4 separate regions of the Homo sapiens genome follow, and all the other regions are linked to region 1. The links are chromatin loops, found by intact Hi-C in ENCODE. Cell type or tissue: heart left ventricle. All regions are shown on one strand.

Region 1 (8,000 bases):
AGTGGATTTCTCAGGGTGGAAATAATAATCCTTGACTCTAGGAAGCCTGGCTCACCTGCAAACTGCATTCTCAGCACAGGGGAGGGCAGGATGCTGCCACAGACCCAGGGATTTTGCCCTCTTACCTGACCCATCAGTGAAGGGTAGGGGCAGCACCTGTATTGTGGGGAGCGTCAGTGTATGTGTCTCTTTGTGTGGGCAGCATGTCTGTGTGGGTGTGTGTGTGGGGGGCATCATGTCTGTGTGTGTGTGTGTGTGTGTGTATGTAGGTGATTACGTGTGTAGGTGTGTGCAGGGAGGTCTCTGTGCCTACCATACCACTAATGGTTCATTTCTGGGTTTTTCTTATCCTTAGGAGACAGGTCTCTTCTCCTCCCTGCCCCAGAATCAAATCATCCAAATTCTGTAGAGAAATGAGTGTTCACCTGATTTAGACTGTGCTGAGCCGGCAGAGAGGCAGAGGGGACCAAGAGAGGTCCAGGGTTGGAAGGAGAAGGAGGGATTTCCTTCCTACCCTCCGAAGTGCTAGGGTCAAGGAATAGAGGGGAGGATCAGAGGAGGAGCTGCTGCTATAGAGGGATAGCCAGAGGCTGAAAAGTCTATTTTCTTCTTTCGTGGGGCTGGGTTAGGTGAGGAGGGTCACTAGGCCAAACCTCCTACCGAGGGCAGGGATCTTAGCCCTTTCGGCTCCACCTGTGTGCGAGCTTGCAGAAAGACCGGACTGGCGGACCCAGGCTCAGCGCTGCCAAAAATTCCACTCCTGGTTTTTGCACACACCAGTCCGTCTGCCCCGGACCGCCGCGGTGTTGAGTCCGGAGCTGACGCCCTCGAGCCGCCAGCAAGCGGAAAACCCGGAGTGGATCTCCACGCCTTTTGGATCGGAGCCAAAGGGCACCTCGGAGGAGGTGGCCGGCTCTGCGGCCCTGCCCGGTGCCAGGCCGCGGCCATCGGGGGAGCACGGGCTGGGGGTGGGTCGCGCAGCGGAGCCGGATCCCCTGGCCGGACGAGCCCGGCCGTGGGGCTCGGCGGCCCTCCCCGCGGGGACTGCGAGGCGGGCGGGGCGCGGGGCGGCGGCCGTGCCCTCGGGGCGGCTTCGGGCGGCGGCGGGCGCGGGTGCAGTGCGGCGCGCGGCCGGCAGCGGGCGCAGGCGGTGGCTGTGGCCGCGGCGTTCGGCGGCTGGCGGGCGGCGCCGGCGGTGCCCCGGGCGCGCTCACACACGCGCTCACACACACACATACACACGGCCTCGTACACACACACACGCTCCGGCGCGCACACGCGGCGCGCAGGCCGGAGGGAGGCGGCTCGGCGCTGTTCGGCGGCGGCGGCAGCGTGCTCCGCGGGCGGGCGGGAGGGCTGGCGGGCGGCCCCCGCTCCCCGGCTCCGCGGCTAGGTGCAGCCCGCTCGGCCCCCGCCCTCGGACCCGCCCCCGGGGGTCGCCCGGCCCCATGCCCAGCGGCGGCGGCGGAGCAGCGCGCGGCCGCGGGCGGCTCTGAGGAGCCCGGAGGGAACCGGCGACGAGGGGACCATGTACCGGGACCCGGAGGCGGCCAGCCCAGGTAAGCGCGGCCCCGGCGGGCTGGGGCGCCCCGCACCGGCGGGCAGGACAGCGGCAGCGCCGGACGCCGTCTCGGAGCCCCAGCCTGGGGCTGTTGTCCGCCCGGAGCCGCACGGGCTCCCCCAGGGGTCATCCCAGCCCCGGGGGCGCGGGATCGAGCGGCAGCGGCTCGGACCCCGGTCCCCCGCAGTCTGGACACTGCCAGGCTGGATGTCTGGGACCGGCTTCGCAGTGTCCCCACAAGGACCTCTCCCCCACCCCTCAACAGCCCAAGGACAACGTGTGTGGCGGAGCGAGGAGCCGCTGCCCCTGTGGGAGCCGGGCAGTGCCCTCAGAGGCACCCGAGGCTCCCCAGCACCGGTGCCCCGGGGGTGCCAGCGCTGGCGGACCCCAGGGCGAGGATCCCGGCAGCTCTTGGCCAAGGTTGCGGGCACAGGGGAGCGGAGTGGCATCGCAGTGCCAACTGTGAATTGAGAGGGTGCCAGGGGGCAAGTGGGAATCTGGTGCGGCAGCTGGGCAGGGAGGTTCTGGGGGGTGGGGAACTGCAGGGGCGTTGATGGGTGAGACGGGGGTGCCTGAAGGGAAAGAGAGCAGGGGCTCATGAGAATGGGGGTGCCAAGAGAATGTTCTCCTAGGTTTGGGGAGGGGGAAGCAAACAACCCCAAACTCTCTCCCGTCCTGGGGTGGGGGAGGGCCGAACTCCTTTGCCTTCTGCTTCGCCCGCCAGGGGAGTGGCCTGGGAGCCCACTGTCTGCTTGGTATCCTCTAAGCCAAAGCCGAAGAATCTTCCCGTCTTCCTCGGAAATTGCTCTGCCATTTCCTCCTTGGCTCCTGATGCCTCCTCACCCAGTGCCCACCTGTAGGCAGGTCCCCTGCAGCTCCTGCCCAGGCTCCATCCCCGCTCCCACCTGGGGTGCTCCACCCAGTCCCAGCACCCCCAGTCTGCCAGTTCTGGCATCAGGGTCTGTTTCTGGGCTTCTCTCTGATGCTAAAAGCACGACTCCCCAGCCCAGGATGTGCTCCCAAACGAAGAGCCTCCAGGCTCCCTCCTGCCAGCCTCCTGGGGGCGGCGGTGCTGTAGGGAAGGAAGGGCTCTAAGACCCTGCACAGAAGGAGCCTGCAGCCCTGAGGCTCCTGAAGGCAGTCCAGTGGGTGCTGGCTTTGCCCACTGTTGCCCTAGCCCCACATTTGCTCTTTCCCCTCTAGGGGCAGCCTCAGCCTGTCCCTGCCTCCTGAGGAATCGGCTCCCACCCCCCATCGATTCTTTTCAGTCCAGTCGATATTGAGGACGACCCACTGGGCGCCAGGCACTGCCCTCACTCAGCACTTGGATATGAGGGTGAGAGATTCAGTCTCCTTCTCTGGAACCTTGCGCCCTTCTCTGAATGTCCTCTAGGTGAGGGCTGAAGGGGCATTGCCTGTGGAGAGCCCTCCCCTCATCTGTCTGGACCTAGGTCACCTACCCTGGCATCTTCGTCGAAGAGGCCGCCGGCTTCCAGCCCATGGCCCGTGGCAGGAGTATTCTCTTGCTCTGCTCACCTTCTTAGAAGCCAGTAGCTTAGTTCAGAAGCCAGCTCTGGGGTATGAGGATGGAAGGTAGGGAAGAAATAAGGACACTATCCATCCCCTCGCCCACCAGGCTGGCAGCCTCCCCTCTGGCCTGTTAGGCCACTGGCCTGGGGCTGTGCCCTCTCCCCTCTCCCTCCCTCCTCTTTCCTCCCATGCCTGGGCACCATGACATCACCACTCCTCCAAGCACCTCTGCCCTCACCACGGAGGCCAGCTTGACGTGCTTGGCATCTTCTAGGCAAAGGGTCTGGAGTCCAGTACCATCCCTGGTGTGCTGGCAGCCCTCAACTCTTCCCTCACCCCCTCCTTGAATGGGCCTCTCTGGCTGCAGTTGGGACCTGTCTTGCCCACCCCAGTTGCAGCTGCGGGACCCACCAGTGCCTGTGGTAGGGCAGCTGTGACTGGGAAAGGGGCTGGCCTGAGGCTGACTCCTCTCCGGTGTGGGCATTGGGCTGGGTGGGGTCAGACATAGGCTGGAGAGGGCACAGTCTGCCTTTGAGCCTAGTCATCTGGGGTCCTTGAGGAGTCAAAGATCTCATTCTGGCCTCTGCCCTCTGGCATCCCTGCCCACCTTTGTAGGCTCTATAGTTCCAGGTCAGATTTCCCTTCCCCCCAGCTCCCCCAAGGCTCCCTAGACTCAGCTCCCCAAGCCAGGGCTCTGTGTCCCCCATTTCTGCCTCCCCATCTCCCCTTGGCTGGTACTGGTTGGTACTGAGATATGCAAATTGATTTATGTGTAACTCAGGCCACCCCTCCCCTCCCCTCTGGTCTCCCAGGGGCCAGTGCCTTTTATATCCTGATCCTCTCATCCCACTCTCAGGAACACCTGCGGCCCAATCCTTAAAAAAAAAAAAATCTGTCCTCTCCTGCTCCCCTTTGCCTCATGCTGGTTCCAGAAGATCCCTGTGGTACTCCCTCCCTCATCCCACTTACTATGCAGGTCCCTAAGGGCTCAGCTACTGTGAGGACCTTACCTGACAGGTGTGGTTCTCTCCCTACTTGGGCCTCAGGCCCCCAGGCCCTTGGTTCCCTGATCTATTGTGAATGAAGAAAAGGACTGTGGGAAATAATCGGAGTCCAGTGAAGAACCCAGACCAGCCCCCTCCCATGCACACCCAGGCTCCAGCTCCACACTCTGTCCAGCCTCCCTAGACCAGACCTGCAGCCTCCCTTCTGCCCCCTCCCAGACTTCACGGCCTCTTCCTGCCCTCAGCCTTCACCCTCTGGTTCATCCTGAAGTCCCTGTTTCTCTCGGACTGCTTGTCCCCAGGCCAGGCAGGCCCCAGCAGGCCTGCAGGGGTCAGCGTTGCAGTGGGCAGGCAGGACAGCGGCAGGAAAAGAGAGAGGGAGGGAGAGGTGACCTTGCAGTGAGCTGGTAAGCAAGGCCAGAGAGGGAACCACTGGGACAGAGGTTAGGTCCTGAAGGCTGCCTGCCCTGCCCCCAGCCCTCTGTGAGCTTGTCCCTGGGAGTAGTAGTGCTTGAAGCCTTCTTTTGTCCCACCTGTTAGTGGGCTCTGTTCCCTACAGACACTCCACTAGGCAGGTCGTGACTTGGGAGCATGCAGGGCAGGGGGCCTTGGCACAGCGGGCCTCTTCTCTCAAGGTGAAGGATCCACTAGATTGTCCAGGCCAACCCTCCAGTCACTGGGCACAAGTTAGGGGAAGAGGCTGATGGCGGGTGAGGGAGGTGCAGAAGTTAGGGGTGTGGCTGAAAGGGCAGATCAAGGGTATGCCCTGAGGAACACCTGGGTTAGAGGCCAGGGCTGGAGTGTGGGAAGGTCCAAGGAGGCCTGACTGTGTCCACCCATTTCACCAACAACCTCTCTCCTCCCACCTACCTCCCCAAAGCCTGCCCCATCGGCACATGCCCGGGCCTCCCTGGCCTGCATCCTGGGCTTGAGTTAGAGTCCGGACTGAAGATCGAATGATCTCCCCACAGGCCAGGACACAGTGGAGGACCTGAGGCTGGGCAAGTCTAAAACCCAGAGGGGGTGAGGATGATTTCAATGGGGCATGGGCCAGGGTAGCCAGTGCCCCCAAGCTGTTGTGTTACCATGGAGACAGGCCCCCTCCAGGGCCCTGGTTCACACTGTTCTGTGGCCTTGCAGGGAAGCTTGATCAACAAGCTGCCCGCTTGAGGGCTGGGGCATAGTGGGGAGGGAGATAGCCCCAAAGCCCCTCCTCATACTGGGGAGGGGGTTAGAGCAGGCCGGATTGAGGTGGGAACGTACAGGCCAGTAGGTGACAGGTAAGGGGACAGCTGGAAGGCAGGTCAATAGGTGGGTGCTGGGTGAGCAAAGACAGGCCCTGGGCAGCTGGGTTCTGCTCCTGGCTGACCCCAAGCTCAGGCTTAAGGGGCATTGAGGGCAACATGGAGTGCCAGTGGGGGCTGTCTCCTTGTTACACCCTCTAGCCCGGCCATTGCAGGATGTTGTGTGGAACAGGCAGAGGAGCCGTATATGGTTCCCTCCCCCTCCTGCCCCTCCTGAGTCCCCCCATCCTACTCCCCACCCACCCCCTATTCTCTCACGGACTTTGAATCCTTATTGAATCTGATGGACCGTTTTCGTTTTCAATAACTGGTTCCCCCAGGGGAGTGAGGCCAAGAACAGAAGAACAGCAGGGAGAAGAGCTGGGAGGGGTCACGTGGGGGCGGGAGGCCCAGTCCGGAGCTGATGACCCCCAGCTGGAGAATGAGTTGGCTTGATGGCTCCTCAGAGCACTGTGGCATCACAGGTGGGCATGGGCAGCCCTGTATAGAGCTGGTCCTCTGCTCCACAGACAGTGCCCGGCAGGTGGCATATGTGGCCGAGAGGTCAACTTTCTCTCGTCGGGGCAGTCACTGGTCTGGCCAGGTGCCGGCACCAGCCTGTGCCAGGCCCAGCCCGGGTGCCTGCCTGCCTTGCCAGGGAACCCCAGCTGGTGATGCCAGGTGAATTCTGCCAGTTCCGTGGGCATGGAGGTCCCTGACCTTCCAGGCAGCAGGGGCAGCCCTGCTGGGCCCTGTCCAACTAGTGTCTGCAGGGCAGGGCTTTGGTCTCACCCAGCAGAATTCCCCAAGGGCTGGAACAGAGTTGGCAGACAGCATGGGACTTGTGGAAAGGGCTGGACTGTGCCCAGAGCTTTGGCCTGGAATTCCAGGTCCAGTTGGTTGGAAGGCGGGCAGGTGCATCCGGCCTGCTCTGGGGAGTCTCTGCAGCCTCCACCTGGAAGGACCCCTTGGGATAGAATGGACCGGGAGCTGAGGTATTGTGAGCTGGAACCCCTGCAAAGCTGCATGTTTGGGGAATTGGTATCTTCATGTGATTGAGCCCACGGGTGGAAGGGGAGGGCGGAGGCAGGGGGAGAGGCACTGTCTGTATGTGTACCTAGTGTGTGTGCGGGTGGCAGCTGGATGGCCATAATATCTGTGCTTATCGAAGTGCCAGGACCGCTGTAAACAGCAGCTAATGAGTGTATTTGTAGCGAGGCGCGTTGAGGTGCGTGGGGAGCTATGACGGAAAGCTTTAGGGGAGGGCCCCTCCCCCGGCCCTGTACCTGGCCAGGCAGGGCCTGTGTGCCAGGGACCCTGCCTACCCCCTGCCACACCCTCCCACCTGCTGGCATGGCCATGAAGGCCTCGTCTGCTCGGAGCAGGGCCTTACCTGGCTGTGTGGCATACATGGGTGTGGACGGGGGTGATCATGGGAGCTTTCATGTGTAAGATACAAGCATTTCCATGACGGTGTGGGGCTGTTAGTATGTGTGTATGTGTCTGGGTCAAACTGATCTCGCCTGTGTGTTTGTGACTAGGTCTGGTCTGTGCATGTGTGTATGCACTGCTTCCCCAGGCCCTAAGAGGAGGGCTGCCTATCATCTCTGTAGTGACCCTGATAGTGACAAACCCTAATAGTGACAAAACCAAAGATGCTGGTAAAACAGGCATATGCTGCTGGCCCTGCTCCTTCGGTGTCCTTCCTGGAGTGCAGAAGGCTGGTGGCTTCCATGGCTGACTGAAGGAGAAAGGGGGGTGACTGTTCTGCCCATTGTAGGAGACGGGAGGGAGAGGTCTGAACTCTAGCCCCAGTGGGCTGCCATAGTTGCTGCTTGCATCAGAGATTGGGGAGAACCTGGGACCTAGAGAGCCCTCTGGTTCTAGAGCCCCCAGGAGCCCCAGGAATGAGAGAGGAACGGTGCCTACCTGTTAGTCCTAGCTGGTTGGTGGAGCATGCACCCTGCCACCAGCCAGGGCAGGGTGGCATGAGGGGTGGGAGGCAGAAGGGGCGCCTGCATGAGGCTCTGCACGAGGGGAGTGGAGGAGAGAGCATGCAGCTAATGTGTCCAATTAAATTACTTCAAACCCTGCCGCGGCAGCTGCTCCCGGCGGGGCCCTGGGTACAAATTGGATCCGTCTCATTACCATGGGGTGGTGTCAGCGAGGCCAGAGAGCGGCGGCCAGCATGGCTGGCACATAGCAGGCTCTCTCCCGCTCTGCCAGGCCTGGGCCCGGGAGGGCCCCCTCAAGCATTTGCTTGCTCCAGCACCCCTCAGAGGAAGTGCCCCGCGTCCAGATACTGGGACTCCCTGCACACCTCCTTACCATCCCTGACCCCCATCCAAGGATGGGGGTCAGGGATGGCAGCCAAGGGACCCTTGGAAACACTTTCTCCAGGAATGGGGGTTTTGTGCTTTGCAGAGGGACCAGCTTAAGGAATCCCGTCTCAGGTCACCAAACACATCCTGTGTCCTCCCCTGATAATAACAATAGTATGATAATAGCAAGCCTTGTGGAGCACTCAGTATGTGCTGAGCACTTTACATATGTGCCTCCAGGGACAGCTTGCTTGAGCTAGGGCTCTAGTGTCAAACAGCTATTGATTTGAATCCTGGCAGA
Region 2 (8,000 bases), 52 kb after region 1:
AGCTCTCCCAGGACCCCGCAAAGTAGGTCTCATGGTCCCCACTCTGCAGATGTAAAAACAGGGTCAAAGGGTGTGGGGCTGGCATGAGCAGGGAAAAGAGCGTCGGGAAAAAGCAGGCTGTGGGCAGGAAAGCCACATTCTCAATGGGCCTGCGGTGGCGCTTGCAGGTTTGTCTGGATCGGCCAAGGGGTGGGGGCTGGAGGGAACATCTTCTGCTGTAAGGCAGCTCGGTGCCCCCAACTAGGCAGGACCGGGGTAAAGCCTCAGACTGTAGATCTGAGGGCAAGAGCAAGGCGCAGGTGGAAGGGCACTCAGGATTCCTGGCCGATAAACTGGGTTCCATTCCCACTGGCCATTCAATCGCAGGTGACTTGAGGCAAGTGACCTAACCTGTCTGTGCTCGCAGCCACAGTTGGAACACCGGGAAACTGTTCCAGCTGTGTTCCACGTGTTCCAGCGGGAGTGCTTGCCTCATTGGGATGTTGTAAGAGGTCAGTGAGGACAAGGCACAGGGCACAGGGCAGGGTCTGGTGAGGTGGGCGGCCAGCCAGTCTAAGATAGTTACTGCTGTGAGTGTGAGGCCGGGTGTGTGGCTCATGCCTGTAATCTCCGCACTTTGGGAAGCTGAGGCGGGCATATCACTTGTGGCCAGGAATTAGAGACTCGCCTGACCAACGTGGCAAAACCCTGCCTCTACTAAAAGTACAAAAATCAGCCAGGCGTAGTGGCACGCCCCTGTGGTCCCAGCTACTCAGGAGGCTGAGGCATGAAAATCGCTTGACCTTGGGAGGTGGAGGTGGCAGTGAGCCAGGATTGCACCACTGCACTCCAGCCTTGGCAACAGAGCGAGACCCTGGCTCAAAAAAACAAAAAACTATCATGAGGGTGATTCCGACGCTTTTCACCTGGCACGGTGTCTGTGGGTCTTTGCCGGCTTGAGGGGAAACCTCAGTGTTGCCCTGGGGTGTGGGCCTGCTTTAGTGGAAAGAGCAGGATTTTGAGTCAGAGAGGGTTCCTACTGCCGTCAGCCTTGGCCATGTGACTTCACCTCTCTGAACCAGTCTCTTCAGCTAGAGGGTGGTGACACCTGCCTCGCCTGGCTATTGTCAGGATTCAGTAAGGAGACGGCGATGCGAGAGTCGCTGGTCATGGTAAGAGCCCACTTGATGCATTATTATTATCTGTATTATTTAGTCTTTCAGAGCCTAGGGCTGCCTCTCCAGGATGAAGGAAAGGGCACAAAGCAGGTTTCTACAGGGGAAGTTGGGGAGAGAAGAGATGCCTGCAGTTTTTCTTAACTGTGGTACCCAGGGTCCTACTTCTGTCCCTCATCCAGTCATCACGGGAGATTTTCGAGCCAGGGTACCTGAGCCATACAGCCCCCTAACTGGGTCTGTTGTGGTCAGTGGTCTGGGGCTCAGGCGGCTGGGGGGTGGGTAGGGTTCTAAAACCTCCTAGGTACTACTGGTGTGCTCACAGGTTCAGACACGTGGCTGGGAGACCCTCCTCCCAGCTGCTTCCTGTGGTTCAATGTCAGAACGGGATGAGATGCTCACCCTGCCTCTGTGTGACTGTCTGTTGCTGGGTCAGGCCATGCGCCCTCCCTCCCAGCAGTCCTCAGCCCCCATGGACGGTACAGTCATCTGAGGCGCCTTTTACACAGCACTGATGCCCAGGCCCACACCAGCCCCATCGTCAAACTGCTTGGGGACGGGGCCTGGGGAGTCTGCAATTTTCTTGTCCCTAGTGATTCTGCCTTACACAAACAGACGTTGCTCCTGAAAACTTGCCTCTCTCATTTTGTAAATCACACCATTCTCCGCACCCTAGAGAGTCACTTTCCAAAGAATTGTTGCGGTAAACTCTTTTGTGATGTGAACAGCCTCCCTCATCTGCTGTGTAGCCCAGGTTTGTGTCGGTGCCTCCCACAGTTGGCCCTACCGTGTCACAAGAAGGCAGGGAGGTCTGGGGGGCTCAGGAACCCCAGCACGCGCCAGGGAAGCTGCAGCCAGGAAGGCGAGGCAGCTGAGCTGGAGCTTGGGGCAGGCAGCAGACCCAGGGCTGCGAGGAGAGCCTGGGAAGTGAGTGTCGTGCATACCACTCTGAGGTTCAGGAGACAGGGCTGTCTCGGCTCTGCCCTCCCCCTTCCCCTCCCCTCCTGGGAGACCCTGGTCAAGGCACCTGCCCTCTGAGCCTGAGCAGCGTCCGTGGGATGTGAGTGTGGGCTGGGCCACCGCCTCTGGCCTCTCACCCGTGCTAGCCAGCGGTGGGGACATGGGGGAAGCAGAATCCTCCCCAAACCCTGCCGGCCTCTCCCCCACCCCCAGCTCTCCCCAGGCTCCGAGGAGGATGAGGCCCACGAGGGTTGCAGCCGAGAGAACCTGGGCCGGATCCAGTTCAGTGTCGGCTACAACTTCCAGGAGTCCACGCTCACCGTGAAGATCATGAAGGCCCAGGAGCTGCCGGCCAAGGACTTCAGCGGCACCAGCGACCCCTTCGTCAAGATCTACCTGCTGCCCGACAAGAAGCACAAGCTGGAGACCAAGGTGAAGCGGAAGAACCTGAACCCCCACTGGAACGAGACCTTCCTCTTTGAAGGTGAGTCTAGTGCCACCTTCCCCCGCCATGGTCACCTCTTGCTGTCTACCATCCCCCTACCCAACCACACTTGTGGCCACATGCACAGACACATATGTGTACACACACCTGCAGGCCCACAAATGCACAAACACACATGCAAGCAGATACACTTATGTGCACACCTGCATGTGTGCACAGGCACAGATCCACACATGTGCTCTCGCACACGCCCACACAGGCAACGTCCTGGCCCGGTTAACCTGATGCGTTTTGTGTCTAGTTGGGATCAGGTCACAGGAGCCCAATGGAGCCAGCATCACAGCCAGAGGCCGAGGAGGGAAGCTGGGCCACCGCCTGGTGTTTCAGCCCAGCCACAGAGCTCATCCTGAGGAGGGCAGGGAGGGAGGGAGGCACCCGTAGGACTCAGAGCTGGAGCACTCTGGAGCCACCAGATCATAGTGGTTCAGTGCACAGGCTGTGGCCCAGGCTGCCTGGGTTTGAATCCCAGCTCTTGCCACTTACTCGCTGCGTGACCTTGGGCAAGTTCCTGAGCCTCCCTATGACTTGGTTTCCTCATCTACAAAATAGAGATAATAACAGCGAGGGTTCAATAAATGAGTGAATTGTAAAAGCACTTAGAACAGTGCCTGACACCCAGCAAATGCTTAATACCAGGTTGTTAAACACACTCCATCTGTTGCCGTTCTCTGACCCCCTCCCCCGCATGGGACGGGAACCACAGCTCTGAACCATGCCTGGAGGCCGCTGAGACAAATGTCCTTTCTCTCTCCTGCAAGCCCTCTCTGAAGGCCGGTCTTTATCTCTTATCTCTGAGGATTCAAGGTAACCAGGAAGCTGGGCGTGTGATTAAGGAGTGATTTCTATCCCAGGGCCTTTGGGTGCCAGGACCCCGCTTAGACAAACCGTAACCCTTTGCCAATGGCCCCCGGTTCAACCAGGGAGAGTAAATCCCTACCCCAGCTGCCCCAAGCCCTAGCCTTCCAGAATCTTCACCGTGTACCCCAGGGACCTTTCCCCACCTGCCTTCCCAGCCACTTAGCACCCCACCTCTTCTGCAAGATGACAGCCAGGTCACCCACTAAATGGCACTGAGGGTGAGCAGTGAGTGTCCATGTGTTTCTGGACGCCCTCCTTTGCAGGCACCATGAGGGCCCGTTTAGAGATAGCTCAACCAGCAAGAGGTTCAGCTGTCTGGAGGTATATGTAGGCAGCTGGCAGGGCGAAGTTTTTGAGCAGAACTCCAATCCTCCGGTCTCTTCCACGAGCATGTACCCAGCAACAGCCATGAGCTGGGCACTCTTCTACGTACTGGGGATGTAGAAAAGAATGAGGCACCATTATGGCCCTCAGGGCATTTCTGGCCTAATGGAGACCCAGATGTGTAGATAACTCAGCCACACACAGCATGACAGGAGCTGCAGGAAGCCAGTATGAGCTCCCTTTGGTGGTGCTGAAGAACATTTCCCAGAAGAGGGGCCATTCAAAATGGGTTCTGATGGATGAGTAGGAGTTTGCCAGCTAGGAGCCTGCCTCCTCTGGTGTTGATGAGAGCTGACTGGGGTGCAGTGACCTCTTGGAGCTTCCAATATTCCCAGAACACTTGTCCTCATGCATTTTACCTAAATTGATGCCAAGGGTCCCCTGGGCAAGGTCCCTGGGAGGCTCTGAAATAAGCAAGACACAGCTTCCCACAATATGAGGAAAGGGACCCTGAACAAATTCAGAGTCTCCTCTTCCAGCTCACCTGCTCCTGTCAGAGCTCCTCGGTGCTTCCAGAGTCTCTGGGGGAAGGTGCTGGAATCTTCTAGAGCTCCTCCTTCCCTTCATCTTCTGCACCAGCCAGGCTGAGGTTCCAGGCGTCCTCCTTCCTGCTCATACCTGGTTTCAGAATCTCCTCACCTCAGGCCTCCAGGCTGGCCTGTGCCCCCCGGCACCTCCTGGGCCAGTCCCACCTCTGACTAAGCCTCCAAAGAGCTAATGACTCCTGGCTTCAGACCTTCACCTGGCCCCCTCTTCCCTTCTGCATCCCATCCAAGCCCCTTCTGCTCCTCTCCCTCTGACCTTAGCGGACACCTCACCTCAGCACAGTCCTGCTGCTCCATCAGGCCATTTCATTGGCATTGATTCATCTGTTCAATTATGCATTCACTTAACAAATATGTATTGAGTGCCTACTATGTGCCAGAAGCGGTGTTAGGCACCGAGAGCCAGTGGTTGGTAACAGAGAGGCCTTTGTGGGAATCCTTGCCTTCCGGGAGAGCCAGACAAAAATCAGGGAAAGAGACAGAGAAATCTATTACCGCGTGTGTTATGTTTTGCGGAAAAAAAGGTGCTAGAGCGGATAATGGGATCCGACACTCTCTGGGGTGCCAGGAAAGAATGCTGAGACCTGAAGGATGAGAGTAGCCAGGAGGGGGGTCATGATGGGGCCAGTGTGCGCCCGGCCCTGAGGCGGGAGGAGTCGGGGTGTTGAAGGGCCAGGAAGGAGGCCGATGTGGCTGGAGCCCAGTCATTGAGTGAAGAGAGGTCACAAGCCAAGCAGGGAGAGGACAGCCGGGCCAAATTGTGGAAGGACTTGAAGCCAAGGTAGGGTGCCCGGCTTTTATTCTAAGTGCACTGGGAGCCATTGAAAGGCTTTAAGCAGGAGCATATCATGATGGAATTTCTATTTTTAAAAGGTCTCTCTGGCTGCCGCATTGAGAATGGACGGTAGGAGAAAGCGTGGATGCGGGGAGGGCGGTTTGGAGACACTTGCAGCTGCCTAGGCAAGAGGTGCCAGCGGCTCGGATGAGGGAGGTGGCAGTAGAGAAGGGGACGCTGCGGTAGGAAGGATGGAAGCACAGGCAGGAGGAGAGGGGTGTGGAGTCACAGGACACTTGTCACCTCCTGCTTCTGTGCCTTTGCCTTTTCCCTCCCACCGATGCTTCCCCATGTCCCTCTGCCCTGAGTCCTGGGGCCTGCGTACTGGCAGCTGTGGCCACCTAGACAGAGCCACTTGCCCAGACCCGCCTCGGGACGATTGGCAGAGGCTGCTCAGCCACTGAGATGGACACAAGGTGCATGGGTGAATGGATGATCGCAGTTCTACTCTTTACTAGCTGGGAGTCTGGGCAAGTACTTTAAGCCGTCTGAGCCTCATCTGTAAGATGGACGAGATGCCATTCACCTTGGAGAATTGTTGAGGGAATCCCATGAGACGGTGACAGTTCTTGCTAGCACTTCAGTAAGGTCTAATTGCAATCCGGTGTGCCTGCTGGCCCGGTGGGGTGGCAGCGGGAGGGCACAGGGCCTGCCTCCTCTTCCCAGGGCCTTCCTTGCCTCCCGGGCCCCGTGCAGCCCCTCTGTCCCCCTCTTCACTCACACTCATCTATACCCCCAGGTTTTCCCTATGAGAAGGTGGTGCAGAGGATCCTCTACCTCCAAGTCCTGGACTATGACCGCTTCAGCCGCAACGACCCCATTGGGGAGGTGTCCATCCCCCTTAACAAGGTGGACCTGACCCAGATGCAGACCTTCTGGAAGGATCTGAAGCCATGCAGCGATGGGAGTGTAAGGCCCCATGGGTGGGTCTTAGCTGGACAGGCAGCAGGGCAGGGCTGGGAGATCTGGTCCCAGACCCTTGTCAACCTTAGGAAGGCCAGGAGGGCTGTGGGAGAGGGTGCAGATGGGTGGACCCGATGGAGCTCAGCCCTCGCTAGCAGTCAGAACATTGGTGCTTGGCACTTGGGGGGACTCACCCGATCTGTAAGAAGGAACCTAGGGCTATGTTCAGGGAACAGGGAGGCGATGGTGACCCTGGGAGGGGCAGTACACACACCTGCCAGATGGGGGGAGACAGAGTGAGACAGAGGTGACAGACAGGGGCATGGGTAAGCACCAAGGTCAGGGTAGAGGGGACCTGGGGGCAGCTAGGCCAATCAGAGAGCTCTGCTAGCCTAGTTCCCCACACCCCTCCTGTCGTGCCTCCCAGGGGAGCCGAGGGGAGCTGCTCTTGTCTCTCTGCTACAACCCCTCTGCCAACTCCATCATCGTGAACATCATCAAAGCCCGGAACCTCAAAGCCATGGACATCGGGGGCACATCAGGTACGGGGCTTCTCCAGCAGAGGATGGGCGGGCCGGGGAGGTGCTGGTGACACAAGGTTTACACCGGATGTGGAGAGCAGGGTCTGCAGTGGTCCTCACCCCAACCCGCCACACCCCGACCTCCAGTCCTCACTCCTTACCCTAGAGACCCTGGGGCCCCCCTTTGGAGCACCCTCATCTCGGACTCTGTTCAAGAATCAAGATGTCAGCATCATCCTGGATTATGTTCTTCCAAGAATCAGAAAGAGGGAACATTGTGGGAAGACCTGGGTTCTATCCCCAGCTCTGATGCTACTTGTCTGAGATTTTGGGCAAGACCTGGCCTCTCTGGGGCTCAGTTTCCTCATTGGTAGTAATAGGAGGGCCCCAGGTGATCGCTAAGGTCCATCTGCTGATTCTCCCAGGTCCCTCTTGTTCTTGCCTGGGTCTTTCCTTGCCTCTGGGGAAAGCACACGGCCCTCCTGCCTCAGCTTCCATTCCTGGAAGGGGAAAAGGATCCTAGGAAGTCCCTCCCCCACGGTCCCTCTAACCCTTCCCCACTCCCTCCCCTAGACCCCTACGTGAAGGTATGGCTGATGTACAAGGACAAGCGGGTGGAGAAGAAGAAGACGGTGACGATGAAGAGGAACCTGAACCCCATCTTCAATGAGTCCTTCGCCTTCGATATCCCCACGGAGAAGCTGAGGGAGACGACCATCATCATCACTGTCATGGACAAGGACAAGCTCAGCCGCAATGACGTCATCGGCAAGGTAGGGGCGAGGCAGGTGGTGTGGTGCACCTGCTGGCACCAGTGAGGCTCCGTTCCTTAAAAGAAGCAGCGGGGGTAGTGGACGGGCACAGGCTGGACACCAGGAGAGATTGGGATCAGTCTCCTCTCCTCTCAGGCCTCTGTTTCTTCATCCAAAAATAAGGGGATGAGATGACCCCCTCCCTAGGGTTCCTCTCTGAGTGTCCTCCTATGGGTAAGTCAGCTCAGGACAGACTGCCAGCTGAGCAGGGAGAAAAGGAGTGCAAGAGAGGAATGGCCTGGATCTCAAAAGAAAGGTTTACTGGACAGGATGATGACGTTGGAGCAGTATTGCCCGGGGTCCCATCTGCACAGGGTGAGCTGCGTGGGGCAGTGTTGGGAGCTGCAGTCAGACTCCAAAGACCTCGTTTCAGTTCCCACTCCATCTGCCGATAAACAACCATATCACCTTGGGCAAGTGGCTCGGCCTCTCCAAGCTTTAGTGTTCTCATCTGTAAAATGGAGCAACTAATACTGTCCCTGTAGAACTTTACAGGGTGGCGTAAGAATTGCTTGAGGTATGT
Region 3 (8,000 bases), 130 kb after region 1:
AACTCTTCTTTTGCAGCTATAGGTGATGATAAATCTACCCATCTCCTTTAAAGACTGATGTTGTCCTGGATAGCTTAAACTTTCTACCACCCCTCTAACAAACTGCTAACAACACTTGTTTCTTAAGCCACAAAAAGTACTGCTGGCCTGAAGCCACCTATCCCACCAATGCCATCTTCCCTGACAGGAAAATTCGAACACCACTCCTCATTCCCAGAGGGTTCACTGGGAAACTGAGGTGTCAGGAGTTAGTTTCACTGGGTACTGATCAGTGTCATCAACTTGATAGCTGCGGGATGGTGAGTCCACTGTCCTCAGATACTACAGAACATACTATTAAGTGGGGCTGTCAGCTCAAAAATCTCACAGACCTGCTTGCCATCTACAGCTGTTTAGCTTATCATTAAACCTTCCTCTCTTTGTCTAGCCACAAATAGCTGCAGATGGACTGAAGGATAAATGAGAGACCCCAACTATCCCATCGGAATCTTTTCCCAGTGATGTTTAAAAATATGAACCAGGTCTGTATTGGTGCCACCCTGGCTGGAGCAGAAGACATACCAGATGACCTCCAGATAACACTCAAAGCCAGTAAGAGTGCTTCTACAATGACCCCCAAAAGACACACTCTGTCTAAGGCACAGAAAGCTCCAGCACAAGGTGTTTGGCTTATGGATTTTTAAGACTTAGGATGATTAAAAGGAAACGATGGAAAGAGAACAGCCTTTCCTGACCCAATTTAAGGTGTCACGTGGAGAGCCTGTGCAGGACTCACAAGACCACTTGAGTCGGTCAGGACAGGGCCAGACGCTCATATGCCCCACACAGGCTCTGAATGAGGTCAGTAAGCAGGGATGTGTCAAAGTAAAAGGAATGAGTCTAGCTTCTGTGCATTAGCGATCCTTCGGGGGCTGCTGGCCCTTGCTATATGTTTATTAATTCCTAAAAAAATGCACTGTGGCCGGCCTAGTTTTACTTAATGCCTAATAAAGGGAAAAACTGTTTACATAGCATCCCTGGGCCTGACAACTGAGCAGGTGAACTTAGCAAGATCCTTCACTTTCAAAGATGACACAATCCAGCAGCCTGGGAGGAAAACAATTCCTCTAGAAGCATGCCATTCCCAGGTGAAAGCGGCAGCAATTGAACATTGTGTTAAATAAGACAAAATCAGGATAAGAAGGGATCAAACCCGAGGGGGAGAAAAGTTCCAACTACATCCTTGGCTACTGGGGTTTGTTGCATAACGTGCAAAGGATAAATGGGTAAGTCACCGCCCAATTCATGTGCACTTCGTACAGTCCAGATCTATGTCTATATATAAACTCCCGGCCTGCTTAACATTCTCCCCAGGGTACATAAATGCAGCCCGAGAGAATAGCCAGAGTCTTCAGCAAGCTCCCAGGGAGACGTCTCCTTCCTCGCCTGCCCTGCTTCTGCGAGTCTCACTTCCATTCCTTGCTTAGGGGAGAGTGCTAGATTTTTCCATCAAAGGTCTTGTCACCAGGGTCTGTTTTCTCTCTCGTCTTCACTGGGAGGTAAGACATTCTGTGGTTCTATTAATAGGCTCAGCTTTCTGACCTGCAGATGAGAAACCCTGGATGTAGCTATGGTGACCTCATTGATATGCCAGGCAATTTGTGTTAGGGACAGGTTTTAAGTCTCAGACTGAGGCTATGACTAAATGCTGACATTCATATCTAGAGTACATACTGTGCAAGTTACCATGTAAGAGCTTTGTGTGTTTCATCTCATCAACTAGCTGAGACAGGAAGCATTGTCATCCCCATTTTATAGATGAGGCAACTGAGGCTCAGGTCAATTCATGTATCCAGCAGGTAAGCAGCAGAGCCAGGATTTAAATGTGTAACCAGTGCACTGCGCTGCTTCCTCACAGAAGCTTCACTGGGTGATCAAGTTCAGATCTACTCACTTGGCGAAGCACCTGGCAGATTCCTACCCACCATGTAACACAGAGGTCATGTCTCAGAACTGTCACATCTATTTGCCACAGCTTTCCCAAACAGAGACTTCTATTAAATTTCCAGCAGTAAGGCAGTGTGTTCTAGTAGAAAGTTCAAGAGCTTTGGAGGCAGACTGAGCTATACTAAATTCTGCTTTTTCGACTCAATAGCTACCTGACCTTGGACAAATTACTTCCTCTCTCTGAGCCCACTTTCTTATGTATAAAATACAGGTAACACCACTAGTCTAGAGTGCTGTGAGGCTTAACTGTGATTACGTAAAGGCTAGATCTCTTCCCTTCCCTCCTGAGCCACCAGGGATACTGAAGAGCAGGCAGGAACCATGAGGTGGCTCTGTAGGAACCCTGGAGCTCAACAATGCTGGAAACATGTGCGTGTGTAGTCCCTGTGTGCGGCTCCTATAATCACCAACCACCTGCTCATCAAATCTGGCCGACCTTCTTCTAGTCAACACCTTTAGATGCACCTGGTCCAGTCTGGGTGACTGATTCTACTGCCTAGATTACAGCTCTGAGGGCAAAACCCCTCCAGGGAGGGCACCACTAGCAACACAGAAGTCACACAGCCCTAGAGCTTTTAAAAACACTTCTAACTAATTCATTCTAATATATTATTTCTTATGTATTATTATTTAGTCAACTAATTGTGAAGACTGTAGGAATGAGGGGGAAAGTTTTCTATAGTGCTACATGAAAATAAAACCTGTAATTGTGAACTTGTAAAACTCTATAAACATGACTATGGGTTATATGAAAATAGACAAAATTAAAATTAATTGTGAGGGCTGGGAAATTGTAAATTTCCTTTTTTCAGTATGCTTTAATAATTCTCTTTCAAATTACAAAGTGCACGTTTTAAAGAAAGCCCAATGATGAAGATGTTGACTCCTAAGCAGTGTGCCCACACCACTCCTGCCTGTGGCCCTCATTCTGCCTGCTGTGCCTTTGAAGGATTCAGCTCAGGAGGCTGGGATCAGCTTCCCTTCGCAGAAGGAGCCATACCAGGTTGGAAGTGGGGAGTTCCACTTCAACAAAGCCCTGGGCCACTGAGGGCGGGGAGCTGCAGGGAGGGCGGGAGGCTTTCCATACAGCACGCACAGCTGGCTGCCTCTTTTCTTTGAGTACACTTGGGCTGAGGCAATGAGCAAGCACAACTGCTTCGCCTGCAGTGCCCTCTCGTGGCAGACTTGCCTCTAGAGATAGCAGCCAGGCAAAGCCTGCATGCCAGCGCTGCTGACAAATCACTTTTGAGGCTCAGAGCTGAACAAAAAAGTATGAGAATGAGTCACATTGTGCATTTACATGTATGTCCTAGGAGAGGGTTATGTCCATCACTTGAGGCAGGACCAGTGGTCTGGGGTAGGGCAGCTGGGCATCTAAGAAGCCGGAAGCAAGGCTAACGTCCATCATAAGTAGTTACCATCCACAGACTGAACCCCCATGCCAGGCCGTGGAGCACAGCTCAACGTGGCTTTTCAAAGAGGTACTCAAGATCTGGGGCACGCAGTCTCTGCTCTTTGTTTTTGTTTTTAGCAAAGTCTCTCAGCAGGGCCATGACTTCATTTTCAAATATTTCTGGGGCTGGTTTAGCTTCTGCAAGAGAAGAGTGGGCAGAAAAAATTATGCCATAGTCAGTCAATGCTCAGGTATGAGAATCTTAAAACTCGAAACACTGGCCAAGAACCACAGATGGATATATAGACTGTCTCCATCCTTCTTCTAAATATACACGATGTTAGCCTATACCAGGGGGTGGCAAACTGTGTGAGCCTATATTTGCAAGTCGTTTTATTGGAACAGCTGCTCCCAATGGTTTACATATTACCCATGCTCCTTTTGTGTTATGACAGCAGAATTGGGTACTTGCAACAGAGACCATATGACTACAAGTAAAATACTTACTATCTGGTCCTTTATGAACAAGTTTGCTGACCCCTGGCCCGCACAATCTTGGCTGTACTATTTTGCTTTGCATTTGGCAATTCCATTGTTCCCCAGACATTGTGTTTTCCCTTGCAATGTATATATCTCTTGAAACAAAAGCTCTCTCCTTTGTCTATCAGTTAGAGGTCCTCAGTTTTAAGAGACAGAAACTAATAACTCTAGTAAACTTAAGCAAAAAGGAATTTATTGGAAGGATATTGGAGGCACACAGAACTGTCATGAGCCTAAAGAACCAGATTTCAGTGAACGGGCAACATAGGCACTGAGTCAGAAGAATGAGAAGGCCAGCCTCAGTCTACGGCAGTGGGTCTGGCAGTGTGCTGCTCCCCCTGACCTTTCTCTACACCCTTGGGACACTTATTTAAGATGCCAATTACAAGCAAAGCCTCCCACTGCCAAAGCCGAGGCAATGTGCTCCAGAATTACCCTTCCACCAACACTAGGTACGACGCCAGGAGAGAGAATTCCTCAAAACCAAGTCAGATTCTCCCTTACTCAGCACAGGGCCTGGCATCTAGTGAGGGCTCTGTTTTCATGTGACAATCAACATAAGATCAAAGAGGTTTTGGCTTCCCCCAAGAAAGTAGAAAGTTGGAAAGAATATTGCACTCACTGTAACAACAAGAAAAAGCCAGATAAATTACAAATATTATGACTTTTCTCAAAGATATCAGAGAACTGAGGTCACGAGGCAACCCAACAGACGAAACCTAAGGAAAAAGAGGCCCTTCAAAGGAGAAACGAGAGCCATGCACTTGCTCACCTGTGGCAGGCACAGGAAGAAGAGACACTGGACATCATACAAATGGGTAAAAGGAATTCAGCTAAAAAAATTTTTTTTTTTGTTTGAGACGAGTCTCACTCTGTCGCCCAGGCTGGAGTGCAGTGGTGCGATCTGGACTCACTGCAAGCTCCACCTCCTGGGCTCACGCCATTCTCCCGCCTCAGCCTCCCGAGTAGCTGGCACCACAGGCGCCCGCCACCACGCTCGGCTGATTTTTTGTAATTTTTTTTTTTTTAGTAGAGATGGGGTTTCACTGTGTTAGTCAGGCTGGTCTTGGTCTCCTGACCTTGTGATCCGCCCACCTCTGCCTCCCAAAGTGCTGGGATCACAGGCGTGAGCCACCACGCCCAGCCAAAAAAATTTGTTTTAAATTAATACAGACAGGGCCAGCCTTATGTTGCCCAGGGGAGACTGCAGTGGCTAGTCAGAGGTGCAATTCCACCACTGATCAGCACAGGAATTTCGACCTGTCCCATTTCCAGCGTGGGCTGGTTCACCCCTCCTTAGGGAATCGGGTGGTCCCCTGCTTCTGAGAGGTCAACATACTGTTGCCAACTTTACAGCAGACACCTGATTGGTATAGAGCACTGCAGCCAAGAATTCCTGGGCTCCAGCGATCCTGCTGCCTCAGCCTCCAGGGCAGCTGGGACTGCAGGCCTGTGCCACTAAAATTTGCAATGAATTGTTAAAAGCCAAGTGTGGGCTAGCATGAGTGTATAAAACCACAGACACAGGCTGGGCACAGTGGCTCACGCCTGTAATCCCAGCACTTTGGGAGGCCGAGGCGGGTGGATCACGAGGTCAGGAGATCAAGACCATCCTGGCTAAAACGGTGAAACCCCGTCTCTACTGAAAATACAAAAAATTAGCCGGGCGTGGTGGCGGGCGCCTGTAGTCCCAGCTACTCGGGATGCTGAGGCAGCAGAATGGCATGAACCCAAGAGGCAGAGCTTGCAGTGAGCCGATATCGCGCCACTGCCTCCAGTCTGGGTGACAGAGTGAGACTCCGTCTCAAAAAAAAAAAAAATTAGCCAGGTGTGGTGGCACGTGATTGTAGTCTCAGCTACTCAGGAGGCTGAGGCAGGAGAATCGCTTGAACCTGGGAGGTGGAGGTTGCAGTGAGCCGAGAGGGTGCCACTGCACTCCAGCCTGGGCGACAGAGCCAGCTTCCACTCTAAGCACACGTTAACGCTAGACACTAGTAATGCAATGAAGGTAACCAAAGCAAAAACAACCCAAGCTGAGCTTACCTCCCAACTCACTGACTTGATCCCCACACTAACAGTAAAGTAGAAGAAGCATCCCCAATTGTAAGCATAAATACAATTATGAGAAAATTACGAGACATATACACAAAAGAAGAAAAAAACAACACACTGTCAAGGGACAAAGAAATCAACAGAAGCAGACTGAGGGATGACCCAGATGTTAGAACTATCAGACAGGGAATTTAAAATGACTATGACTAATATTAAAGGCGCCAGTGGAAAAAGCAGACAAAATGTATGAACAGATGAGAAATTCTAGCAGAGTTGGAAACTCCAAAAGTCAAATGGAAATGCTAAAAACAAATACAGTAGCAGATATGCAGAATGGTTTCAACAGGCCCATCATGAGATTTGACATCATCAAGGAAAGAATTAGTGGAAGACAGGTCAATAGATATTATCTAATACAAATAACCCAAACTGATGCACAAAGAGAAAAAAGAATAAAAAACACAAAACAGAGAACCCAAAAGCTGTTGGACAGACTGAGCACAGTGGCTCACGCCTGTAATCCCAACACTTTAAGGGACTGAGGCAGACGGATCACTTGAGGCCAGGAGTTCAAGCCCAGCCTGGCCAACATGGTGAAACCCGTCTCTGTGAAAAATACAAAAAAATTAGCCAGGCATGGCGGCACGTGCCTGTGGTCCCAGTTGCTCAGGAGCCTGAGGCACAAGAATCGCTTGGACCCAGGAGGCAGAGGTTGTAGTGAGCCAAGATTGCGCCACTGCTCTCCAGCCTTGGTGACACAGCAAGACTGTCTCAAAAAAACAAAAAACAAAACCCCCACAACAGCTGTTGGACAATATTAAACCATTTAACTAAGTATAACTAGAATCCTAGAAGGAAAAGAGGGAGAAAACAAAGCAGAAGAAATAGCTGAAGGGGTAACAGCTGAGAATTTTTCAACAATAATAAAAGATATGAAAACACAGATCCAAGATGCCCAGAGAACCCAAAAGCACGATAAATATCAAATGCCTACATATATAAATATCAAATAAATACCTATGTATATAATATTGAAACGGCTAGAAACCAAAGACAAAATATTGAAAAGATTCAGAAAGAGAAGACACATAAAAAGGAACAAAGATACAGCAGACCTCGTCACAAACTATGGAAATGAGAAAACAGCACATGGTAACACCGGAGGGAATATGAAGCTGGTGATGCACTGAAGGTAACCAGAGCAAAACCAAAGTCCAAACCCAGCGGAACTCCTGACTACCCGATCTTGTACACTAAGAGCTGGCGGTAGAAGTGTTTCTATTTAACAGAAGAAAAAACATTGTGACCCTCGAATTCTATATCCAGTGAAAGTATCTTCCAAAATGGAAAATCTGGCCAGGCATGGTGGCTCACACCTGTAATCCCAGCACTTTGGGAGGCCGAGGCAGGTGGATTGCTTGAGCTCAGGAGTTTGAGACCAGTCTGGGCAACATGGCAAAACCTCATCTCCACAAAAAATACAACAACAACAAAAATTAGCTGGGCATGGTGCTGCCGGCCTGTAGTCCCAGCTATTCTGGAGGCTGAGGTGGGAGGATCGCTTGAGCCCAGGAGGTGGAGCCTGCACTGAGCCATGACTGCACCACTGCACTCCAGCCTGGGTGACAGAGTGAGATCCTGTCTCAAAAAAAAAAAAAAGGGAGGAGTGGTGGGGGGCGGAATTTGAAGAGACATGTCACCAAATATACATAAAGGGCTGATAAGCCCTTGAAAAGATCCTCAATATTATTAGTCATTAGGGACATGCCAATTAAAACTATAGTGATGTACCAATATATACTTCTTGGAATGGCTAAAAACAAAAACAAAACCCTGATAATACAAAGTGTGGGTAAAGATGTGGAACACCAACCCCTCCCTTCACATCCAACACCCTGGCAATCACTGATTTGTCCCTGTAAGTTTTGCCTTTTTCAGATTATCATGTAAACAGAATCACATTCTTGGAGTCCAATTATGTACTGAGTATGTACTTGTTGAGTCTGATCTTTTTTTTTTTTTTTTTGAG
Region 4 (8,000 bases), 49 kb before region 1:
ATGATAAATTTTATGTTATATGTTTTTTCTTTACCATAATGATAGACAGAGTCTTGCTCTGTCACCCAGGCTGGAGTCCAGTGACCCAGTGGCTCTCAACTCACTGCAGCCTCCGTCTCCCAGGTTCAAGCCTCAGCCTCCCGAGTAGCTGGGATTACAGGCGCGTGCCACCACACCCGGCTAATTTTTGTATTTTTAGTAGAGACAGGGTTTCACCATTTTAGCCAGGCTGGTCTTGAACTCCGGGCCTCAGGTGATCCACCCGCCTCAGTCTCCCAAAGTGCTGGATTACAGGCATGAGCCACCATGCCCGGCCTCGTAATGATAATCAAAAAAAAAAAAAAAGATCCTGGGCCAGGCACGGTGGCTCACACCTGTGATCCCAGCACTTTGGGAGTCTGAGGCAAGTGAATCACCAGGTCAGGAGTTCAAGAAAAACCTGGCCAACACGGCAAAATCCCATCTCTACAAAAAATACAAAAAGTTAGCTGGGCGTAGTGGCAGATAACTGTAATCCCAGCTACTCGGGAGGCTGAGGCAGGAGAATCACTTGAACCCAGGAGGTGGAGGTTGCAGTGAGCCGAGATCACGTCACTGCACTCCAGGCTGGGGGACAGAGTGAGACTCCATCTAAACAAAACAAAACAAAACAAAACAAAACAAAAAAACAGATTCTGGCTCTAGCCCCTGAGATCCCGTTTAAGGGCATCTTGAGTAGACCCCAGAAACCTATTTTTTTAAAATCTGCCCGGGGAATTTGGGTGCACAGCCAGGCTTGGGGACCACTGGCCAGGGGGAAGCTTTCCTCCAAATATCTCTGGAATCCTTCCACCTCTCCCACCTCCACCTCCGTCTCCACGGCTGAGACTCCATTCTGGACAATGACAGAAGCCTCCTGTACCCTCTCCCTGCCTCCGTCCTCTCCCTGCCTCTGTCCTCTCCCTGCCTTCGTCTGCCACGCGGCTGCCCCGGTGATCTTTCAAAGCACAAATTTAATCCTGTTGCATAGCTCCTTTGAAACTGTTCCATGGCCTCCCGTTGCCCTCGGTACAAAATAGAAAAAAGCACAACCTTCTCAGCAGAGTGGAGTCAGGGATTCAGCTGTGTGCACAGAGTATTACAGCAGGAAGCCTTTGGAGCCGCAGAGGTCTGTGCAAGGGCCCCGGGAGCACTGGGGAACACAGATGAATTCTGCCAGGAGGAGAGAGGTGGTGGGAAGCCTTCTCAGAGAAAGAGGCGTTGAGCTGGGCCTTGCAAGTGAGCTGGTGTTTGTCAGGAGAGTGGGGTGAAGGCAAAAGGCGGTGGCAGCAGGGGGATTCCAGGCAAGGGGGATAGCATCTGCAAAGCCAAGGAGGTGTTGGGGGCTATGTCCCCCTCAGTGCGGGCAGGGGCTAGGTGAGCTGGGAGAAGAGGGAAAGGTGAGGGTGGGAAGAGGCGGTGAGGAAAGAGCAGAGAGACTGTGAAAGTCCAGTTCAGCTGGGAAGCAGGGAGGGGGTGAGCGTCTCCATCGCCTCCCAGAGCCATCTCGCCCAGGGGCAGGTTACCAGCTTCAGGCCCTTGTCCTCACTCCCCACCCCCTGCCCCACCCCCCACTGCTTGGTGGGGGCCTTGGGCAAGGCCATCCGGTCGGGAAGGGGGACATGTTCCTTCTCTGCTCCCCCAGGGGCCCTATGGCTCCCACTAATTGTTCACAGTTCATACCCTTGGCTCTCCGCCCCCCTCCCCCAGGGCCTGCCTGGGCGCTTCTCCTTTGCCCTCACCCTTGTGTGTGTGTGTGTGTGTTGTTGTGTGAGTCCTGAAGGTCATGTGGTCACCCAGTCTCTGTCTTTGTCTGTCTAAAAGCTAGTATGGCACAGTGTGCATGTGTTTATGAACACGTCCCTCCCACCCGAGGGTTCCTAGCCTCAGAGTCAAGTCCCCCTGGGCCTTTCAAGGCTGTAAGAGGTGATTCTAGGGGCTACAGCAATAGAGACCCAGCCAGAGGGAGCAGGAGGGCTCCAGCCCACAATTCCAGGAGCCCCACGGCCAGCCACCTCCGGAGGAACACACGGCCTACGTGAAAATAGCCCGCGGCACAGCCACAGCACCTGGCGTGGCTGAATTCCTCTCCTGCCCCGCTCAATGCCCAGCACCAGCCCGACACTGCCGTAGAGGAACTCGGGAGCTGCTTGCATTTCAGAAAGGGCCCCTTCACCACAGTTAGAGAGCAAATAAATGGGTCCTCTGGGGCTGGGGCTGGGGCTGGGATTCCCTCTGTAGCCCCCTTCCCCACTGTGGAGGCCCCTTTCCTCCACACACCCTCACCCCTGCAATTCCTTACCTGGAGCAGAAACAAGGTTCTACCCAGGCCATGGGGCCTGGCCATGCAGGTCAGCCCTGGGTCCTGGTGGAGGACCCAAAGTCTCCCTGCTGAGGACCAACGTCCGGTGGCCCTAGCTGGGGTGACATCACACAAGGGGCTCGCACAAGGCTTCTGTCTTCCAGGAAGGAGATGGGAAGAGAGATCTCCCTGCAAAGGCTGGAAAAGAAATCACGTCCCAGAATTGTTGGCAGAAGGTTAATTGGATGCATTTGTAAGCTTGTTCCTGGGACAGGCATGTTAATAGCACTAAAACATCTGAAAACTTCCAGAGCTACACGGAGGAGTTAATAGGCCTGGAGAGTCCAAGGTTACATTGAGGCACCTCCCAGCAGTGGAAAGAGCAGTGGACCAGGAGCCTGAGAGCCTGAACCCCTGGCTCCTCACCACATCTCACTGTGGTCCCCAGGCAAGCCCTGGCCTCTCTAGACCTGGAAAACATTAGTGTGGAAGGCGGGTCGCCTGGGTCGTCCGAAGGAAGCCTCACTGTGGTCTTGTGTGGTGATGTTATCATTATTTCCGTTTTGTGGAAGAGGAAACTGAGATTCCTCAAATGAGGTGCAATTTGCCACTGCTGGTGCTGGGGTCAGTACTGGAGCCTGACTGCATGCCAAGGGCTAAAATCACAGGGCTGGACCAAGGGCCAGCCAGAATAGACGTTCCCTTGGTGTCCACTGGGAGGCGCCCTAGACTGCTTCTCCTAGTTGGCACCAGCACCTGAATCCCTCAGCCAGAGTGGTTTCCCCTGAGTGATCTCTGGACAAGGTGGGACTGGGGGCTGCCAGCTCCTGGGGCAAGGTCAGGAAGCTTCCTGGTCCTCCCTCCCCATCCTAGCCACCTCCATGAAGGAGCCTCCTGCTCTCACCTTCCAAGGGCAAGGGAGGGAAGAGTGAGGTTTCAAACCTTCCCTCCTCAGGCCCCTGGGGAGCCCATGTATCAGATTGGAGTCAGCTATAAATGTCAGAGGCTCAGAGAGGGTTAGTCACTTGCCCCAGGTCACATAGTCACGTCCGTCTGATTCTGAAAACCTAAACTTGGTCCTGATTCAGGCGAGGCTCACGGCAGATGTGGTGGGATTCCGTCGGTCACATGGCCCACAGCAGGCAAGAAGGTGCTGGTCAGCTGGGCCTGCAAGTCCCACTGGTGGCAAAAGGGCTGAGTCTCGTAGAGGGGGTTCCTACAGTCACTTGAGGGTCCAGGGCTGCGTGCAGGTAGTCAGGGCCAGGCATGGGAGCTCGTGAAAGGGCAGGAGGAGGCATTCAGCCAGTGGATGTCCTTGGCATCAGGGTCCGTGTCTGTATCTGAAAGTGGGCATGTAAGTGGGGGATGGGGTGGAGGCAGAGGGCTGCGGCTCAGGCCCAAGACCCCAGGTCATGCTCGCTCAGAATTCAAGTTTGTCAGCTTGTTAGAAGAATGAGGATGGTGACAGCCGGGGATCTGGGGAGGAAGGAGGCCTTTGGAGATGGGAGTTGGGGAGGCTGTGATTGGGGGATGTTGAGCAATGGCTTGAGGAAGTCGAAGGATCAACCTTCCCGAGTATTCCGAGTTGGTCTGGAGCTGACGGGGAGTGGCTGGGCTGGGTGAGGGGAGGTGACAGTGACATTGAGTTTGGGGACACAGTGCTCATCTCTCCCTGCTGGGCTTTCTGGAAGGTGGAGGACAACAGGAGGGAAGCCGAGCATCCCAGGACAGAGCTTTGCAAAGTTACAGCTGGTTCCTGCCCTCTATACTCAACTCTAGCAACTGTGACTCTCTCCTAGAGCAAGCCTGACCCTACTGAGACCCCTACCAACATAGAGACCACCTAACCCAACCCGTTACTCAGGTCACCTCACCACAGCAGAGGCAGGAGCAGGCCCAGGGCTGGAGAGAAGCCCATCCCCAGGCCCCAGGGCTCACAGCAAAGCCAAGGAGACAAGCAGCCACCAGGTGCACCGGATTAAGGCTGTCCAGGTAGGGGGCTCCATTTCCCCGTAGACAGAGGTAGCCAAGGGGACTATAGGGCTAGAGGAGGCATCCTGGAAAATCCCAGCCCTTCCCCAGCAGGTCACAGAACCGGCTCTCCCAGCTGAGGCCCTTCCCTCCCAGCAACATGTCCAGGGGCACCTGACTTGAACTATAAATAGAGGATGACGGAAGGCTCCGGAAGCCCAAGGGAGGGCAGGAGAAAGGAATTCTGATTCTCCCCCAGCGAGGCCCTGCAAGGCTGCACTGACAGAGCAATCTCTTCGAGGTTGGATAGGAGTGCCCCTGGCATTGGAGGTCCAGGAGGGCCATTCAGGCAGAAGGAACAGTCTGGGGAAGCAAGGAATGGAGCAGGCAGGTGGCTCTGAGAGGCTGGACACAGGCTGCAAGGGACTGCGGCAGTTCCTGAGACCCAGTGGCCAAGGGCCCTGAATGTCAGGCTAAGGGCTTTGTTCTGGAGACCTGAGTCTTGGTCTCAGGGCCGTTCTGGTTTTGTGGTGAGGAGTTAAGAGTAACACACAATGGGGGGAGGGGGGAGGGATAGCATCGGGAGATATACCTAATGCTAGATGACGAGTTAGTGGGTGCAGCGCACCAGCATGGCACATGTATACATATGTAACTAACCTGCACAATGTGCACATGTACCCTAAAACTTAAAGTATAATAAAAAAAAAAAAGAGTAACACACAAGGCCGGGTGCAATGGCTCACGCCTTATAATCCCAGCACTTGGGGAGGTTGAGGCAGGTGGTCACTTGAGGTCAGGGGTTCGAGACCAGCCTGGCTAACATGGTGAAACCCTGTCTTTACTAAAAATACAAAAATTAGCTGGGCGTGGTGGTGCACACCTCTAATCCCAGCTACTCGGGAGGCTGAGGCAAAAGAATCGCTTGAACCTGGGAGGCGGAGGTTGCAGTGAGCTGAGATTGTGCCACTGAACTCCAGCCTGGGCAACAGAGCAAGATCCCATCTCAAAAAAAAAAAGAGTAACACACAAGAACATGTAACATACAAGAACAAGGTCACCTGGAGCAGAGTACCAGAAAGTACATGGCCATCTTTCCCCGTGGAATGGAGGAATACCATGGTGTGCCAGAGACTATAACTATTCCCCAACATCTGTTCTGTCTTCTTTGCCACGGAACCCCTGATTTTTGCTGGGCAAACAACCCCCTGAAATACAAGCTACATTTCCCAGCCTCCCTTACAGCCAGGTATGGCCATGTGTATAAGTTGTAAGAAGAAGTGCCACTCAGAGGCAGCAGGTTGCACCCTGTTACCTCTTCTCCCTTTCTGCTGGAAAGGAATATGCATGTGATTGCTCGAGCAGGAGCAGCTATCTTGGATCATGAGGTAGAAGCCCCATGTTAAGGATGACCAAGCCACAAGAAGGAAGTGATCTGGGTTTCTGATGTTTGTGGAGCTGCCACACCAGCCCTGGACCAGAACCTCCAAATATTGTTTACTCGAGAGAAAAATAAACTTCTATATTATAGTTTACCACACAGTTTCTTAAGTTTTCCTTCAGATGAACATAACCTAAGCACATACAGGAAAGGAATTAGCCTCGAAAGAAGAACCTCAGAATTTTATACGTCTTTTTTTTTTTTTTTTTTTTTTTGAGATGGAGTCTTGCTCTGTCGCCCAGGCTGGAGTACAGTGGCACGATCTCAGCTCTCTCCAACCTCTGCCTCCTGGGTTCAACTGATTCTCCTGCCTCAGCCTCCTGAGCAGCTGGGACTACAGGCACCCACCACCACGCCCGGCTAATTTTTTGTATTTTTAGTAGAGACAGGGTTTCACCATGTTAGCCAGGCTGGTGTCAATTTCCTGACCTCGTGATCCGCCCACCTCGGCCTCCCAAAGTGCTCGGATTACAGGCGTGAGCCACTGCGCCTGGCCTTACCTTTTAAGTATTAAGAGGTATGCTCTGATTACATTCCACATATCGTCTCTCATGAACTTGCTGCAGAACCTTCCTTCCAGGTGTAGGGGTGGAAAAGGCATGATACCTCTTCTCATCCATCATAAGGGTCACGGCTGACACTCCTATACCAAAAGACAGAGAGAAGTTAACAAGAGAAGAGCATAACAAATGTATTTAATCAAAGTTTTACATGACATGGGGGCCTTTGGAAATGAAGACCCAGGCCAGGCGTGGTGGCTCATGCCTATAACCCCAACACTTTACGAGGCCGAGGTGGGTGGATCACTTGAGGTCAGGAGTTCAAGATCAGCCTGGCCAACATGGTGAAACTCTGTCTCTACTAAAAATACAAAAAATTACCTGGGCATGGTGGTGCACACCTGTAGTTCCAGCTACTCGAGAGGCTTGAGACATTAGAATTGCTTGAACTCAGGAGGTGGAGGTTGCAGTGAGCTGAGATCATGCCACTGCACTTCATTCAGCCTGGGCAACAGAGCAAGACTGTGTCTCAAAACAAACAAACCAAAAAAAAGAAAAAGGAAAAGAAATGAATACCCAGACTGTACAGTACCTTTTTATGCAAAGGTTCGATGAAGAATGGACAGTCATATAGGAATGTGATTGGACCAGCTGGGCACAGTGGCTCACACCTGTAATCCCAGCACTTTGGGAGGCCAAGGTGGGTGGATTACTTGAGATCAGGAGTTCGAGACCAGCCTGGCCAACATGGTCAAACCCCATCTCTACTAAAAATATAAAAATTATCTGTACTTGGTGGTGGGCACCTGTAATCCTAGCTATTTGAGAGGCTGAGGCACAAAAATCACTTGAACCCAGGAGTTGGAGGTTGTAGTGAGCCGAGATCTCACCACTGCACTCCAGCCTGGGCAACAGAGTGAAACTCCATCTAAAGAAAAAAGTGATTGGAGGCCGGGCGCGGTGGCTCACACTTGTAATCCCAGCACTTTGGGAGGCCGAGGCAGACGGATCACGAGGTCAGGGGATCGAGACCACGGTGCAACCCCACCTCTACTAAAAATACAAAAAATTAGCTAGGTGCGGTGGTGAGCACCTGTAGTCCCAGCTACTCGGAGAGGCTGAGGCAGGAGAATGGCGTGAACCCGGGAGGCGGAGCTTGCAGTGAGCCGAGATTGCGCCACTGCACTCCAGCCTGGGTGACAGAGCGAGACTCCGTCTCAAAAAAAAAAAAAAAGTGATTGGAACAAAAGAGTATGACCTAAAGGTAATAGGCCAAGGGAAGGAACCCAGCGAGGCCTGTGTGTGTACATTCTTCTTGGCCTGTCTGCCATATTCCTTATTTCTGGGTATGGAGCAGGACCCCGCTGGAGCGAGGGTCTTACGGCCTACTATCAGACCAAGTGGAGTCAGAGAATTTCCTTATGGCCAGCTGCTACACAGAAAAGCAGGGGAAGGTAAGAGTAATAGTTCTATTTTCTTTTCTTCTTCTTTTTTTTTTTTTCTTGAAACAGAATCTCTGTCACCCAGTCTGGAGTGAAATGGCACAATATCAGCTCACTGCAAACTTCACCTCCTGGGTTCAAGCGATTCTCCTACCTCAGCCTCCCAAGTAGCTGGGACTGCAGGCGTGCGCCACCATGCCTGGCTAATTTTTGTATTTTTAGTAGAGACGGAGCTTCACCATGTTAGCCAGGCTGGTCTCAAACTCCTGACCTCACGTCAGGCTGGATCTCAGCTCACTGCAACCTCTGCCTCCTGGGTTCAAGAG

Evidence for each region. Peaks named below come from ENCODE experiments on the same cell type or tissue, not always from the same donor. Only the 100,000 strongest peaks of a DNase experiment are listed, where the experiment ranks them.
Region 2: it touches region 1 in a loop (4-fold over the local background); 20 of 110 quality-filtered maps call a loop at or near these places.
Region 3: a loop joins it to region 1, with 5 times the contacts of the local background. A loop is called at or near these places in 14 of 110 quality-filtered maps.
Region 4: a loop joins it to region 1, with 6 times the contacts of the local background. A loop is called at or near these places in 49 of 110 quality-filtered maps.

The regions. Positions count from the first base shown.
Region 1 is chr11:61,574,349-61,582,348 of GRCh38, reverse strand. SYT7 (synaptotagmin 7) reads left to right here and starts at 1,273. Exons shown (of 13, transcript NM_001365809.2): 1 at 1,273-1,559. The coding sequence starts at 1,529. LOC105369331 (a long non-coding RNA gene) reads left to right here. Exons shown (of 5, transcript XR_950166.3): 5 at 356-943. RefSeq lists silencers at 823-982, 993-1,142, 1,163-1,252. In heart left ventricle, CTCF peaks have their summits at 853, 1,598, 4,420 (motif pointing right), 5,918 and 1 weaker place; DNase peaks (open chromatin) are centred at 818, 1,168, 4,446, 5,978 and 1 weaker place; H3K4me3 peaks cover 1,585 bases; H3K27ac peaks cover 897 bases.
Region 2 is chr11:61,522,513-61,530,512 of GRCh38, reverse strand. It overlaps SYT7 (synaptotagmin 7), which reads left to right. Exons shown (of 13, transcript NM_001365809.2): 9 at 2,328-2,598; 10 at 5,981-6,150; 11 at 6,572-6,686; 12 at 7,239-7,438. Among named protein-coding and RNA genes, the nearest start is that of LRRC10B, 18 kb to the right of the region's middle. RefSeq lists an enhancer at 51-550. In heart left ventricle, no CTCF peak of the experiment used is centred here; no DNase peak of the experiment used is centred here; H3K27ac peaks cover 304 bases.
Region 3 is chr11:61,441,518-61,449,517 of GRCh38, reverse strand. SDHAF2 (succinate dehydrogenase complex assembly factor 2) reads right to left here. Exons shown (of 4, transcript NM_017841.4): 4 at 2,785-3,577. The coding sequence ends at 3,447. It also overlaps the pseudogene RN7SL23P. Among named protein-coding and RNA genes, the nearest start is that of SDHAF2, 15 kb to the right of the region's middle. RefSeq lists an enhancer at 2,429-3,176. In heart left ventricle, a CTCF peak has its summit at 3,179 (motif pointing left); a DNase peak (open chromatin) is centred at 3,147; H3K27ac peaks cover 2,271 bases.
Region 4 is chr11:61,623,360-61,631,359 of GRCh38, reverse strand. It overlaps the pseudogene RPLP0P2. Among named protein-coding and RNA genes, the nearest start is that of SYT7, 46 kb to the right of the region's middle. RefSeq lists enhancers at 1,736-2,717, 4,073-4,633, 4,634-5,196 and a silencer at 2,909-3,203. In heart left ventricle, a CTCF peak has its summit at 3,033 (motif pointing right); a DNase peak (open chromatin) is centred at 3,049; H3K4me3 peaks cover 217 bases; H3K27ac peaks cover 1,562 bases.